Linked DNA regions of Homo sapiens: region 2 is linked to region 1. Evidence: read pairs that join two places in POLR2A ChIA-PET (ENCODE). Cell type or tissue: HepG2. All regions are shown on one strand. Links, peaks and the distances in the headings refer to the core of each region. The heading gives the core; the rest is flanking DNA. Region 1 overlaps WDFY1 (WD repeat and FYVE domain containing 1). Region 2 holds the start of LOC124907990 (a long non-coding RNA gene).

The links. Peaks named below come from ENCODE experiments on the same cell type or tissue, not always from the same donor. Only the 100,000 strongest peaks of a DNase experiment are listed, where the experiment ranks them.
Region 2: POLR2A ChIA-PET joins it to region 1 with 5 read pairs; 1 of 35 experiments calls an interaction of 5 or more read pairs at or near these places.

What each region holds. Positions count from the first base shown.
Region 1 is chr2:223,927,801-223,934,835 of GRCh38, reverse strand. The region is part of intron 1 of WDFY1 (WD repeat and FYVE domain containing 1); the gene reads left to right. Among named protein-coding and RNA genes, the nearest start is that of WDFY1, 14 kb to the left of the region's middle. In HepG2, for the core only: no CTCF peak of the experiment used is centred there; DNase peaks (open chromatin) are centred at 4,135, 4,675 and 5,025; H3K4me3 peaks cover 2,258 bases.
Region 2 is chr2:224,005,275-224,012,309 of GRCh38, reverse strand. All of the region lies in intron 1 of SERPINE2 (serpin family E member 2), which reads left to right. It overlaps LOC124907990 (a long non-coding RNA gene), which reads right to left and starts at 3,433. Exons shown (of 2, transcript XR_007088102.1): 1 at 3,153-3,433. RefSeq lists enhancers at 2,313-2,888, 1,813-3,012. In HepG2, for the core only: no CTCF peak of the experiment used is centred there; a DNase peak (open chromatin) is centred at 3,399.

The sequences.
Region 1 (7,035 bases), core at 1,388-6,387:
AATTAAACTTTTTCTGGCTGGGCGCAATGGCTCATGCCTGTAACCCCAGCACTTTGGGAGGCCGAGGCAGGTGGATCACCTGAGGTCAGGAGTTGGAGACCAGCCTGGCCAACATGGTGAAACCCCATCTCTACTAAAAATACAAAGATTAGCCAGGCATGGTGGCAGATGCCTGTAATCCCAGCTACTGGGGAGGTCGAGGCAGGAGAATCACTTGAACCCGGGAGGTGGAGGTTGCACTGGGCTGAGATAGTACCATTGCACTCCAGCTTGGGTGACAAGAGTGAGACTCTGTCTCAAAAATTAAAAAAATAAAATAAAATTTTTCTAACATGAAAAACAGTGTAAAGCTTATAGTAATGTCTCAAGTGTTAGTTTGATTGAATCAGTCAACAAATCTGTTAGGGAAAAAGAAGCATGGAACGTAATCTAAAAATAGGCCACTGTCTGGGTGTGGTGGCTCACGCCTGTAATCCCAGCACTTTGCGGGGCCGAGGTGGGTGAATCACTTAAGGTCAGGAGTTTGACACCAGCCTGGCCAATGTGGTGAGACACCCCATCTCTACTAAAAATACAAAAATTAGCTGGGTGAGGTGTTGTGCGCCTGTAGTCCCAGCTACTCGGTAGGCTAAGGCAGGAGAATTGCTTGAACTTGGGAAGCGGAGGTTGCAGTGAGCTGAGATTGTGCCACTTTACTCCAGCCTGGGTGACAGAGTGAGATTCTCTTTCTCAAAAAAAAAAAAAAAAAAAAAAAGAAAAGAAAAAGGCTGCTATTCCTTATTAGAAACTGTGCTTCTTTGTGATTCCTTTAATTTGTGTTTTAAGACTTCTAGGCCATGGATAGGGTTCGAGACTTTTTTTTTTTTTTTTTTTTGAGGCAGGGTCTCACTCTGTCTCCCAGGCTGGTGTGCAGTGGCACAATCAGAGCTCACTGTAGCCTCCACCTCCTGGGCTCAAACGATCCTTCCACCTCAGCCTCCTGAGTTTGAGACCACAGACATGTACCACCACTCCTTGCTAATTTTTGATTTTTTTTTGTAGAGATGGGGGGGGGTCTCACTATGTTGCCCAGGCTGGTCTTGAACTCGTGGGCTCAAGTGATCCTCCAGCCTCAGTCTGCCAAGTAGCTGGGATAACAGACGTGTGCCACCATGCCCAGCTAATTTATTTTTATTTTTTGTAGAGACAGGGTATTGGTATGTTGCCAGGCTGGTCTCAAGCCCCTAGGCTCAAGTGATCCTCCCACCTCAGCCTCCCAGAGTACTGGGATTACAGGTCTGAGCCACTGTGCCTGGCCAGACTTTGTAATGTAAGAAAGTGTTGCCTAGATCCTCCATGGACTCCAGCCTGTCTAGATTATTCCTGCTCTTCAGTGATTAGAGTGGTTTCTAGGCTTCTTGATGGCACAAGGATCACAAAAAATTATTTTTATGCTAACAGTGAAAAGATTACAGCAAGAATGGTTTGGAGTAAAAAAAAAAAAAAAAAATCTGCAGGTTTTCAGCCAATCTGGCTTCTGGAAGGGTGATATTTGTTTAAAGGGGGTGCAAATGCTGGGGCCACCCAGTGGCTTCTTCCCTGGATAAAATCTGCCTGTGGTGACATCAGCAGTCTAATTCTTGGTCACAGACCCTTGAAGCTGTCCTGTGGGAGGGGATGGAAATTTCTGTTTTTCTCAGCCAATCTAATTCTCCTCTACAAAATGAGGCTGGTTTCTCTGCCTTTTAATTTAGAGAATAAATTCAATAACAATCTAACATTTTCTCTCCCTGTTACCAAAGGAGAAAGACTTCTTTTTGCAGCAAGAATGAACAGGGCAGAATTCCAGAGACTCGTTGGAAGGAAATTGCTATTTATTCGATAAAAACAGATGGCAATGATAGCTATGTTGTTCGTTCCCCCTTTCAGGCAAACGTCTTAATGTTATAGAAACCATCTAGCATGCCAGAAGTACACTTTTTTTTTTTCCTGTATCCCCTGGAGGTACTGTCAGACTAGGAAAAAATATCCTTTGCTATAGGTGACAGAAATGTTCACAGATTTACCAAGATTTGAAATAGTATCAGCATCCCTAAGAATGACCAGAAAATCAGATTTTCTCAGAATTACTGTTTGCCCAGAGTTTAAAAGAAATCAGGACCTTGGACTTAATTTGTAACATATAGTATGCCCTTTTAAAATGATTAATTGAATGATCTCTTTTTATCAGTTTAGAATTTAAGGATGGTTAAATTGCTTTAATTTAGCTGTTTTTGGAGTGATTAGGGTGTGTTTTTGAGAAAGTTTAAAAAAGATATTCAGTTTCAGAGATATTGCTGTTTCAGGCCAGGTAGAACTTGGTGTGATTTTGTAGAAATAATTATGTGCTAGTTGAGTCTGCTTATTAAAGTCTGGACATCAATTTCAAGGTAATCGACCCGGCGCCATGGCTCATGCCTGTAATCCCAGCACTTTGGGAGGCCGAGGTGGGCGAATCACAATGTCAGGAGATCGAGACCATCCTGGCTAACACGGTGAAACCCTGTCTCTACTAAAAATACAAAAAATTAGCCAGGCGTGGTGGCAGGCACCTGTAGTCCCAGCTGCTCGGGAGGCTGAGGCAGGAGAATGGCGTGAACCCAGGAGGTGGAGCTTGCAGTGAGCCGAGATTGCACCACTGCACTCCAGCCTGGGTGACAGAGCGAGACTTCGTCTCAAAAAAAAAAAAAAAAAAAAAAAGGTACTCATACTGGTAATACATACTAGAAAATATGTATTGAACCCAAATGTATACCCTTATGGAATTACAGGTTTAAAAATATTTCCAGTGCCCTTTCTGGTATGGGGAAAAAAAAAAAATTAGACCAATTAGGCCAGGTGCAGTGGCTCACGCCTGTAATCCCAGCACTTTGGGAGGCCGAGGTAGGTGGACCACTTGAGGCCAGGAGTTCAAGACCAGCCTGGCCAACATGGCGAAACCCTGTCTGTACTAAAAATACAAAAATTAGCTGGGTGTGGTAGTGCATGCCTGTAGTCCCAGCTACTTGGGAAGCTGAGGCAAGAGAATTGCTTGAACCCGGGAGGCAGAGGCTGCAGTGAGCTGAGATCACGCCACTGCCTCCAACCTGTGCAACAGAGCAAGACTCTGTCTCAAAAAAAAAAAAAAAAAAGAAAGAAAAATATTAATGACTCCTGCAAGATGCCTCCTGGTTTGTGAGCCAGTGCTTTTCAGAGGAAAAAATTGTACCTTGAATCTATCTTTGCTCCTACTGTATTGTGGCTTAAATAGATGAGGCTTTCAAGACTTAGTGATTCCCTTAAGTGTATTTTAACCTTATTTTTAATTGGCTCTTTGATAGAGTTTAACAGTAGAAATAAAAAGGAATCCTTCTACTTATTATGATCATCAGGCATATCTTTCAGCAGATCAAAGATTAATCTCCCTGGAATAAACACTTTATTCTTAATCATAACTGTGGTTATAACTCCACTTTTCATATATCTACTATAGGAAGGTAAAGCATACAGAAGTTTTATCCTTGGTAGACAGGATAACAAACATTACTATATGATATTTAAGAGTAATAACTTTATTTTGTACTTCAGTGACTGCTTCCATTTTTAAGGATTCAAATTAGCACTTTTGCAAAATGGGAATCCTGTATTTCAATTAAGAGTTGAAATGGAGTTATTCGTACTATCTACTTTAAAATCCTTGGCATTCAATAAATGCCAAATGCTTTTTATTTTTAATTTTAACCTCAGATTCCTATGGTTCTTAAAGGTATATTATTTATTTGGAACAGAAAGCATGGTGTCAGTTAGCTCGTGCTACATAACAAACTACCTCAAAACTCAGTGGCTTAAAACAGCAGGGATTTGTCATTGTTCATGAGCCTACAGGTCACCTAGGCAGTGCTTCTGGCCTCAGCCAGGCTCACTCATGCTTGTGGCCAGCCGTGGGCCAGCTCTGCTGAGCTTAGCTGGACTCTTTCTCATGCCTGGGAGTGAGCTTGCTACAGGCGGGCCGAGGATGGCTTCAGCTAGGACAGTTGAGCTCTCTCCCATGTCGTCATTTGTCCTCTGGTAGGCTGGCCCCTGTGGTTCATGTGACGTGGCAGTCTTCCAAGACACAGAGTGAGAGCAAACCAGGCCTCAGGACCCAGTACTAGCACCCCATTCAGCCACATTTTTTTAAACATAGCGTCACTAGCCAACCCATATTCAAGGCTCAGAGAAATAGGCAAGGCACGGCAGTTCATGCCTGGGAGGCCAAGGAGGGCGGATCACGTGAGGTCAGGAATTCGAGACCAGTATGGTCAACATGGTGAAACCCCGTCTCTACTAAAAATACACAAACTTAGCCTGGCGTGGTGGCGCATGCCTGTAATCCCAGCTACTCAGGAGGCTGAGGCAAGAGAATCGCCTGAACCCGGTAGGCGGAGGTTGCAGTGAGCCGAGATCAAGCCATTGCACTCCAGCCTGGGTGACAGAACCGGACTCCGTCTCAAAACAAAAACAAGGCTCAGAGAAATATATTCCATCTCTTGATGGAAAGAGCTGCAAAATGGCTGATTGTAAGGAGCGTGGATGCAGGGAGGAGTAAAGAATTGAGCACATTGTTTTTTAAATTGTTTCACCACAGGCACTTACATACAATATCGCACGCTGTAGCTAGATTGGGCTAAATCTAGAGCTGGAGGTAGTGAGAGACTTTGTTGGAATCACCACTCGTATTTAGCACAGAGGTCAGTATTTCTTTGAACCAAGTGAGCTTTGAAGTTAGACCTGAACTTTTCCATACTCTGATTTATTTGGGGGGAAAAAGTAATTTACTGCTTCTTGTTTCCTTATTGTTTAGGAATTACTGCTTTGGAGGATAAAGTGTGGATTTCTAAAAAGCCTTTAAAAAAGTTTTACTTACTTACCACATAAGGCTGCTTTGCTTTGAATTGTTTACTTTGATAATGTTTTAAAGATGAACTTTCACCATCTTGATAAGAGAGAAAGTTGGTCAAACAACTAAATGAAGTCAGTCTGATGCAGTGCTGCTGTTGGTTTGTGTGATTTTCAGATCGTATCTCTCCTTGCTTCTGCTTCCTTAAGTGTAAAATGAAGGCAGAAGCGCCTGTCATCCCTGCCATCAGGATGTGGCACCTCGTTCTCAACAGACCACAAGCTTTTCATGAATCTTTATTTTTTTAAATTTTTTTTAGAGAAGGTGGTAGAGGGAAGTTCAGGGAGGTGCAGGGAGGTGGGAAATCACAGAGTTGCTTTTCACGAATCTTGATGTGTGTCTAGAATGCAGGAACATTCTTGTGTGTGCCACAACAGTTCAGTGTTGTGAGCTTGCAGGAAGTTAAGCAGGAGGCTGGGCACGGTGGCTCATGCCTGTAATCCCAGCACTTTGGGAGATCGAGGTGGGCAGATCACCTGAGGTCAGGAGTTCAAGACCAGCCTGACCAACATGGTGAAACCCCATCTCTACTAAAAATACAAAAATTAGCTGGGCATGGTGGTGGGTGCCTGTAATCCCAGCTACTAGCGGGGCTGAGGCAGGAGAATCGCTTGAACCCGGGAGGCGGAGGTTGCAGTGAGAAGAGATCTCACCATCACACTCCAGCCTGGGCATAAAGAGCAAAACTCTGTCTCAAAAAAAAAAAAAAACAAAAAACAGAAAGAAAAAAAAAAAGAAGTTAGACAGGGACACATGCTGATGGAGAGGCACAGTTTATTGCCTTATAACTTTCAGGCCCAAGAGCTAGGTGCCTTTTGGGAGCATCTTCTCCTTCACTGTCCTTCTGCATCTGATGTCTTGGCCAGCTCTGCTGGCTCTGCCTTCTGCTCACTGCTCCTTTGGGAACGATGCTATCAAGGCCCCTGGCTACCCAGGCACCTCTAGTCTGGTGTCCAGGTCCATGTCTCCTTTTTGGTCCTGGGGCTCTCTCACCCCCCCTGCAATAACATCTGCAGACACGTTGAATCCACTAATAGACTCACTGGGGGCAGATGGTGCTCCAGAATCCCAAGCCTGACCCAAGGCACAAGTTCATTTGAAGGCCAGCATAGGCCAGGGTGAGTGTACTCAGCGATGGACAACTGAAGCCTCTGGCATCTGCCTTATGGAAAAAAGGAAAGTTGTGCCACTATATTTGAAATTGCTTCGGATTCCAATGACTTCTGTTTTTGCTTTTGGTGGGGACAGCAATTTAAAGGATAGACTCTTAGGGAGTGGAACATTTTAACATGTAGAATTTTAGGTAGCCACTCTTGAAAACCACATAAAATAAGTCCCTAAGTGCCTCAAGGCTCATTGCGCAAAATGTTTAATTGTGGCTCACTGGGGAGGTCGGTCAGCAGGTATCCTGCTGTTCTGCCAGAACTCAGCCTCCGTATCTTTTCTCTGGGGTTCTCACAAGGAGCCCAGGACATTGTCTGCCTTGGAGGTGGGTTCTCTTCTCCTCCCCTTCTCCTGTCCTTTATCAGCCTCCCTACCTGCCCTGCCCAGCCTGATGTAGTGTGGTTGCATAATTTAGTTATATGATTTGATACAAGCATACCTTGTTTTATTGTGCTTCTCAGATACTGCATTTTGTACACATTGAAGGTTTATGGCAACCATGCACCAGGCAAGTCTATCTGTGCCATTTTTCCAATACATTGTGCTCACTTTGTGTCTCTGTGTCACATTTTGGTAATTCTTGCAATATTCCAAACTTTATTATTATATCTGTTGTGGTGGTCTGTGTTCAGTGATCTTTGATATTACTATTGTAATTGTTTTGGGGAGCCACAAACTGTGCCCACATAAGATGGCAAACTTAAATGATAGTGTGTGTGATCTGAATACTCCATCAACGGGCTGTTACCCTATGTCTGTCTGTCTCTCTCTCTCTCCCTCCCTCTTTCCCTGCCTCCCTCCTTTCCCCCTTTCCCCCCAGGCCTCCTTATTCCCTGAGACACAACAATATTGAAATTAGGCCAGTGAATAACCCTACAATAGCCTCTGAGTGTTCAAGTGAAAGGAAGAGTCACATATCTCTAACTTTAAATCAA
Region 2 (7,035 bases), core at 871-5,870, 78 kb before region 1:
CATTAACTGTTCCTTATTGTTGGACATTTTAGGTTATGTTCTCCCAGAAGCAATCCCTGAGCCAAGCATAAAGTGCAAGTGATTCATTAGGAAGTGCTCCCAGTTGAAATAGTAAGGGAAGGGGAGAAGTGGGAATTAGAAAGGGAAGAAACCAAGCAAGAAATACCAGGTGAAGTCCCACACTCAGAGCTCATGGGGAGCTCTGGAGAGTCAGTTAACAAGCAGACCAGTAGTCAATGGCTGTTAGTCCTCAGGGAGGGAGTGGTGTTTGTGAACTCTCAACCACTTAGGGCCAACCAAGAAAGTGGCCTTCAACTCCCACTAGTAATTGACCGAGGTAACAGGTATAAACCATTAGCAACAAAGCAGATAAAAACTAGGAGATAAGTGCACAAAGCTGGTAAAAGGTCACCCACAGTGTCCCCTCCATTGGAGATTTAATTTGCAATTATAATTGCTATTGCAATTATTTATTGCAGAGAATATTGCAATACTTTTGCTACTGAAAATAATAGTAAACATTTTTGGACCTGAATCTTTTTTATTATCACATTAGGATTGATTGATAGAAGGGGTATTACTGTTCCAATAGATAGATACATTATTAAGATTATTTATGCGTACTAGGGATTGCCTTTAAAAAAGATTTTTAAAAAATCAATTTACATTTCTAACACTTGACACTCATTTTTTAATTGGCAAGAATCCAGAGAGTGTTAGTTTCTCGTCTCTGAATTGGAGGCCCATAGGCATATCAGGGTTATTCTAAAGGATCAGAGAAATCATGTTCATGGCCCAGTTTTGATTATAGATTGATAAATAATATCTCAAAATATGATTTCTTAAAATGTATCTAGGTACTGATAAAAAGAATTTGGATTTTATTGACATGTTTAAGAATTCATGGTTGTATTTTATGTATTTTTACCAATACTAAAAACATGGTCATGAACTATGTGTAATATTTTTTATGTCTAAAAAAGGTACTTCCATGTCTCTTGCTGAAGAGAGAAATTAAAAAGGTACTTCCTTGTTTTTAAAGATTGAGAACCATTGGTCAATGTCACTATAATGTCTTGGGTCACCTCTTGGTTGCTGGATTAGGAAATCAGCCATTTGGACCATTACGTCTTAAAGACATATCAAAAAGAAAAGTCTATAGGACTTGATACATAGGTAAACCAGATTTAATGATCTGAGTCAGCAGACCGAAAAACATATCTCAGCACTATTAAAGGTTTTCTGGGACATACTCACCCCTCCCCCTCCATTCCCACAGTAATGGACCCCTCAGTTCTCTTACAGAGACGGCAAAACGCACCAGCATTGTCTTAATTTATTTCTGAGTCTTAAATAGTCTAAGGAAGTTATAAAGATACAGACAAGGCTTTATCAAGGTAGCAGTGTTTGACTGTTTTCTTAGCTTGATCCTTGAGACTTTCTAAATGGTTGCTGAAATACAAATCAGAGTATTTCAGGTCTTGAGCATTGAAGAGGACCAGAAGAAGAGAGCCAGCATTTACTGAACACTTGCTCTGAGCCAGGTATTAGGCTGGTTACTATGTCTTTCAGTTTGCACCTATTGAATTTCCATGGCCACCCTTGAGATATGATTTCTAATATGGCAGAGGACAAAGCTAAGACGGATGAAGATTGTGACTTGCCTTGGATCTCTTGGTTAATGGGTAGTAGGATTGGAATTTGAACTTTAGGTGAATTTTCCCGGAAACTTAGAGGAAAATAGAATGAATATCCTGTAATCTTGAATTTTAAAAGACAGACTGCTAACAAAGCTCTAATCCCCTCCTTCCCCCTAGCCTTTTCCCATCAACCCAAAGAGATTTCAGAATGGATAATATATGGATAAAAGGCACTTGATGTCAGAGTGTACTTTATAATAAAATATGTGTCTTTTCATTGAAGGGACCATTTGGATGTTGCTGCCATACTTTTCAGCGGCTGAAAAGGTATTTCCTAAACATTTTTAGGTTCCTTTTTGGCCAAATTAATTAGTGTCATAGAATGAGCATACACTTTGAAGGCAGACAAAAATTTAAGAAAAAATTCAGATGTCTCTAAGTCTTTCTCCACTAACCTGAAAAACACATTTTAAAACTACCAAGCTGCTGTCCCCTTGATAAGTTGGCATTTCCTGTTTGTTCTCTAAATTTTAAAGATGCTGAGTCATTTTGCTAGTACTTAGTACACTTCCCAAGGATAACCAAGATGTACTTTAGTTTGCTTGTTCACCTGATTTGGTATCATAAGAAAATGTGGTAGATGTTTGGAAAATGAATACAGGTCTTGGTGGACATTATTTCAGTAATGCTTATACAGATTTGAGAGACAGAGACCATATGTGAGGCTTAACCCCGATTACTTGTACATTAACAATTACTGTCATCTTACAGAGACAGCCTTAATCTCCATGGCTCACCTCCTGAAGAGTTTCTAGAATGCCTCTTGCCAAACACCGTTGAGTGTTGGCAAAGTACTGATGAGAAATGTTTGGTCTGAATGCTGGACAGCACGATTTTACTTAAGGCCATTCAGAAGTCTCAGTTTGGCAGCCACAAACCTTGCCTGTACATTTGTTTTGTTGTTGTTTTTTTTTTGAGACAGAGTCTCACTCTGTCACCTGGGCTGGAGTGCAGTAGCACAATCTCGGCTCACTGCAGCCTCCACCTCCTGGGTTCAAGCGATTCCCACACCTCAGCCTCTGGAGTAGCTGGGATTATAGGCATGTGCTACCACACCCAGCTGATTTTTGTATTTCTAATAGAGACAGGGTTAAGCCATGTTGGCCAGGCTGGTTTCGAACTCCTGGCCTCAAGCACTCTGCCCACCTCGGCCTTCCAAAGTGCTGGGGTTACGGGCTTGAGCCACCGTGCCCGGCCTGTACATTTATTTCTTTGGGAAGCCCTGGCAGGAAAAGCTGTTGAGAGATGTCATGATTCGGACAAAACATACCTGCTGTTTTTCTCTACCTGCTGTAGCCCCTGTAGATTAATAAGGGGCCTTAGGTTCCAAGAACCAGGATCCTAGCAACACAGAGACTAGAAGGATGGCGAGACTTTCCCAGTGCCTGAGAAGGTGTCAGCTTTCACTGAGGGGCGGGGAGGGGAGAGGCTGAGATAAATCCGGGGACTCACCTTGCCGTGCTGTGTGTCGGTTGTTTGTCGCTGGCATCTGCACTGTTAGGATTCCATTTTTAGGCTGGGCTTGATTCAGGAGGCTCGCTGCTGTCACACGAGGGCAATCCACTTTGATTCTCCCAGCCCAGCTTTTAATGCCCAGCAGACTCCTTTATCTTGTCATCATCCAGCGAGCCTCCCTCGGTCTAGATGGCCATGGGAGGCAAACCCGTTCAGTGTCAGCAGCTGGTCTTTCATAATTTGATTTTCCAGTGATGTTTGAGCCATCGGTGTGAAACAGTCACCAGTCTGGCTCTCATAATTTGAATTTCAGTATTTGGATATATTCCAGAGAGTGGTGTAAATGGACTTTGGATTTTCCTTATCACTGTTGCTCAGCATTTCCACAGTTTAAAACATTTAGGGTTTATTAGATAAGGGTGCTCAGTGCTACTGTTTCTCACTAAAAGGAACCAGAGCTCCCTGGAGAAGTGGCTGATTCCATCTGGAACAGAAGATGTATAAAATGAGCCTAAACATCTAGTCAAACCGGAAAGCAAGGAGGCTAACAAGACTGTAGGGTTGTATCAGAAGGTTTAAGAACGAGTGTGAAGAGGCTCATTTTGAGCACCAATAAGAATAAATTTGCAGTGGATCGAGACCCTTAAAGTATGTTGAAAAACACGAGTTTATAGTGATACAGAAAATAGAACCCTCTGGTCAATCAACCTATTTTGAATTATTTTGAAAACTGTTGGATATGGGAAATGAATGAAGAATTTGTCCTGCCCTTGTAACACAAAATAAACCTCAGGGCAACCAAGTAGTTGATTATGGAAAACTTCTTTTTATATAAATATTCTAATTAATAAGTGAGGGAGGAAAGTTAGAATTATAACAGCACCCACATTTGGTAACTCTTAATAAAACAGTGCACTTAGGCGGTCATCATAAGTAGCTTGCTAACACCACAAAAAGAGACAGTCAGCTACCGTCTACTGATTTCACCACCCTCTACGGCACCTCTACAAAATATTCTTACAAAAAGAGAAAATTGACTTGAATCTGATCAGTCCCTACAGCTGGGGTCAGCAGGCTTTTCACGTAGAGGGCCACATAATAACTGTTTTTGGCTTTGCAGGCTATACCGTCTCTCTTGCAGCCGGGCACCTCTGCTCAGCTCCCTATCATAGCACAGATGCAGCCATAAACAAAGAAAAAAGCGTGGCCAGATCTGGCCCATGGGCCGTAGCTTGCAGACCCCTGCTCTAGCTCTAACAGTTTACAGGAAGGACAGAAGACAGAGAAACTTGTTGAACAGCATGACATTAATGCAGTTAGCAAAATCTACCCTGGGGAAACTCTACAGGGCAAATAACCTGTTTTTTTCAACAGAAAAAATTCCAAGGTTAAAAATGAAGCAACTAGTGGAAGATGAAACAAACAAACAACCAAAAAAACAAAGGCAAGAGGTGTAACCAGTTGCAATGTATGGAGCTTACTTAGATCGTAATTCAAATATACTATAAAAAATGCGAACATGGACTAGATATTTGACATGTTAAGGAGTTATTTTGCGGTGTGATAATGATGTCATGGATATCTATTTTAAATCCTTAGGCTGAGTCTATATGTTGAAATTATTTTGAATGATATTATATGATGTCTGCAGTTAACTCCAAAATCATCTTTGATTTGAGTAGAAATAAACCAAGCCGTGAGTTAATAATTGTTTTTTCTGGATGTTGAGTATGGGGGGGAGTATTAAATATTTGCATATGTTTGATATTTCCCATGATATAATGTTTTTAAAAATATATGTATGTTTTATAAAACATGATCACTTTAAACCTTTTATAGAGAATGAGAGAGCATGGAGAACTTTTCCTTCATTAGACGCTTCTGTGTCCTCCCAAAATAGGTGTGCACCATCCAGCTATGAATGGACCCAGAAGAGTCTTTCCAGTGGTTTTTCCCACCAAGCTGTCTGCCTACAACTTACTTATTATGCTACATAGAGCAGACTAGTGTCATATTATTTATCATTTGTTCATGCACTATATGTAAACTTTTATTTCATAAAAAGAATTTATTAGGTAGAAAATGAGCTTCATGTTTTGTGTCTGGCTATCCTAGTTGCCACTGTTCAGTTGTTCAGCACTGGTTCCAGGCTAAGGGGTCTCGTCACAGGTGCTCACACAGCCTGGAGAGGTGATGGCAGTGGCGGCCATGGCAGGGTGTGAGGCAGCAGGGAGCAGCGGGAGCGAGGCACGCTGGAAAGTGGGTGCCCAGCCCATAAGGGGTGGCGTCTGTGCAGAACATTTGCCATGGGGGTGAGGGTCCAGTAGTACTAGAACGTCCACTCTTTTTCATTTTTCCTGAGAATAACCCTAATCTAGACTTGTGACATTTTTTGACTTTTAGTTGCTAAAAATATTTTTAGAATACTCTGTATTGCACATCAAACACTTGCTGGATTAGTCCCACGGGTCAACCTCTGATTTTGTGTCTACCAATGAATGGTAAGGCCCTAAACTGACCCTGTGGGCACCAGGAGTCTACAGTCCCTGCTTTCCGTGAGCTTCCAGTCTACTTGCGAGGAAAGAAAACATACTTGGAAAACAACTAAAATGAGACAGGCAAATAGGAAATGCTATAGGAATTCAAAGAAGAGAATAAAGAACCTCATCTTTAACAATCAGGAAAAACATCACACACACCGTGGAAGGAGTTGGGTAGAAGTGTCACTGTTGCTAGGTGGAGGCTAAGGGAGAGAAGCAGAGGCTCGGGCTTGGGTAAGCAAGCTCTTTCAACAGAAACTATGATTCTTGAAAAAGAGAAGAGTTGGTAGATTTTTGGAGACTAGTACCCCTCCCCACCAGTGGATAATTTTTCTGAACGATCAAGTGAAAACAGGTAGCAAACTGTTGAAAGTATAGCACTGCAATTCAGCAGAGAGTTTGAGGATTTGAGCTGCATATTTGAGCATCACCTGTGTAGAAGAGATGGTTGACGCCATTGGGTCTATAGAGAGTGGGTTCCTCTAATGTCTGCTATTGGCAAGCAGTCTATTTATAAATGTTAGGGTTATATTTTGAGTCTGGCATTTGCAAAACTACCATCCCATTATTTACTACGTTAAATCATGGTTAAAACTCAAAGCAGTACCCAGCTATTTCATAAACATTCCCCGTATTGGAAAGGAGAAAGGTTTGAAGTAAGAGAAACTAGAAGAACATAGGGAAGGAGATACCTGGCATTTGGAAGGATATGCCTGTGGCGATGGCTCTACTGATGGGCTTATGATCTTCCCTCCAATGATGGCCTAGAGACCTATTTTTACTGTTGTGAAACAATATTCAAGCAAATGATAATCTTCCATCTTGTTGCTATGCAGTACATTTGGGCAGCACTCTTATTTCTCTCTGATTTGAAAGTTTAAAGTGTAATTTCTCTTAAAAAGGAAAATAAACAGGAGGTTTCTATGTACTTCCCATTATGGCATCTGCTTGTTCCAGAGATCAAGCATTTCAAAGCTTGAGAACTCCAAGTTACTTCATGTAAACGATTGTCTATTTGGACATGAGTGTGTTTCATTGTTAGGAATTATGCAGGCCTAAAGTAATTTATAGATCAACACCCACTCTCCTGGCTACTGAACTTTGGAGAAAAATGAAAGCTTATTCTTAGACACGTATATAAGCCAGGTGAGTTTAGACGAGTGAGCATTTGGCCTAGGAAACCAAGGCCAAGGAGAAGTTCTGCCCAGCACATCAATCAAAAATAGCTCTGATTCCAAGTTCTGCACAGCTCTAACACTGTCCCAGTGCACTTTTATGAAACTGTACATAGACAGCTCTCAAAAACTTCCCAAGTCCAAGAAACCCAGAAAAACACCCAT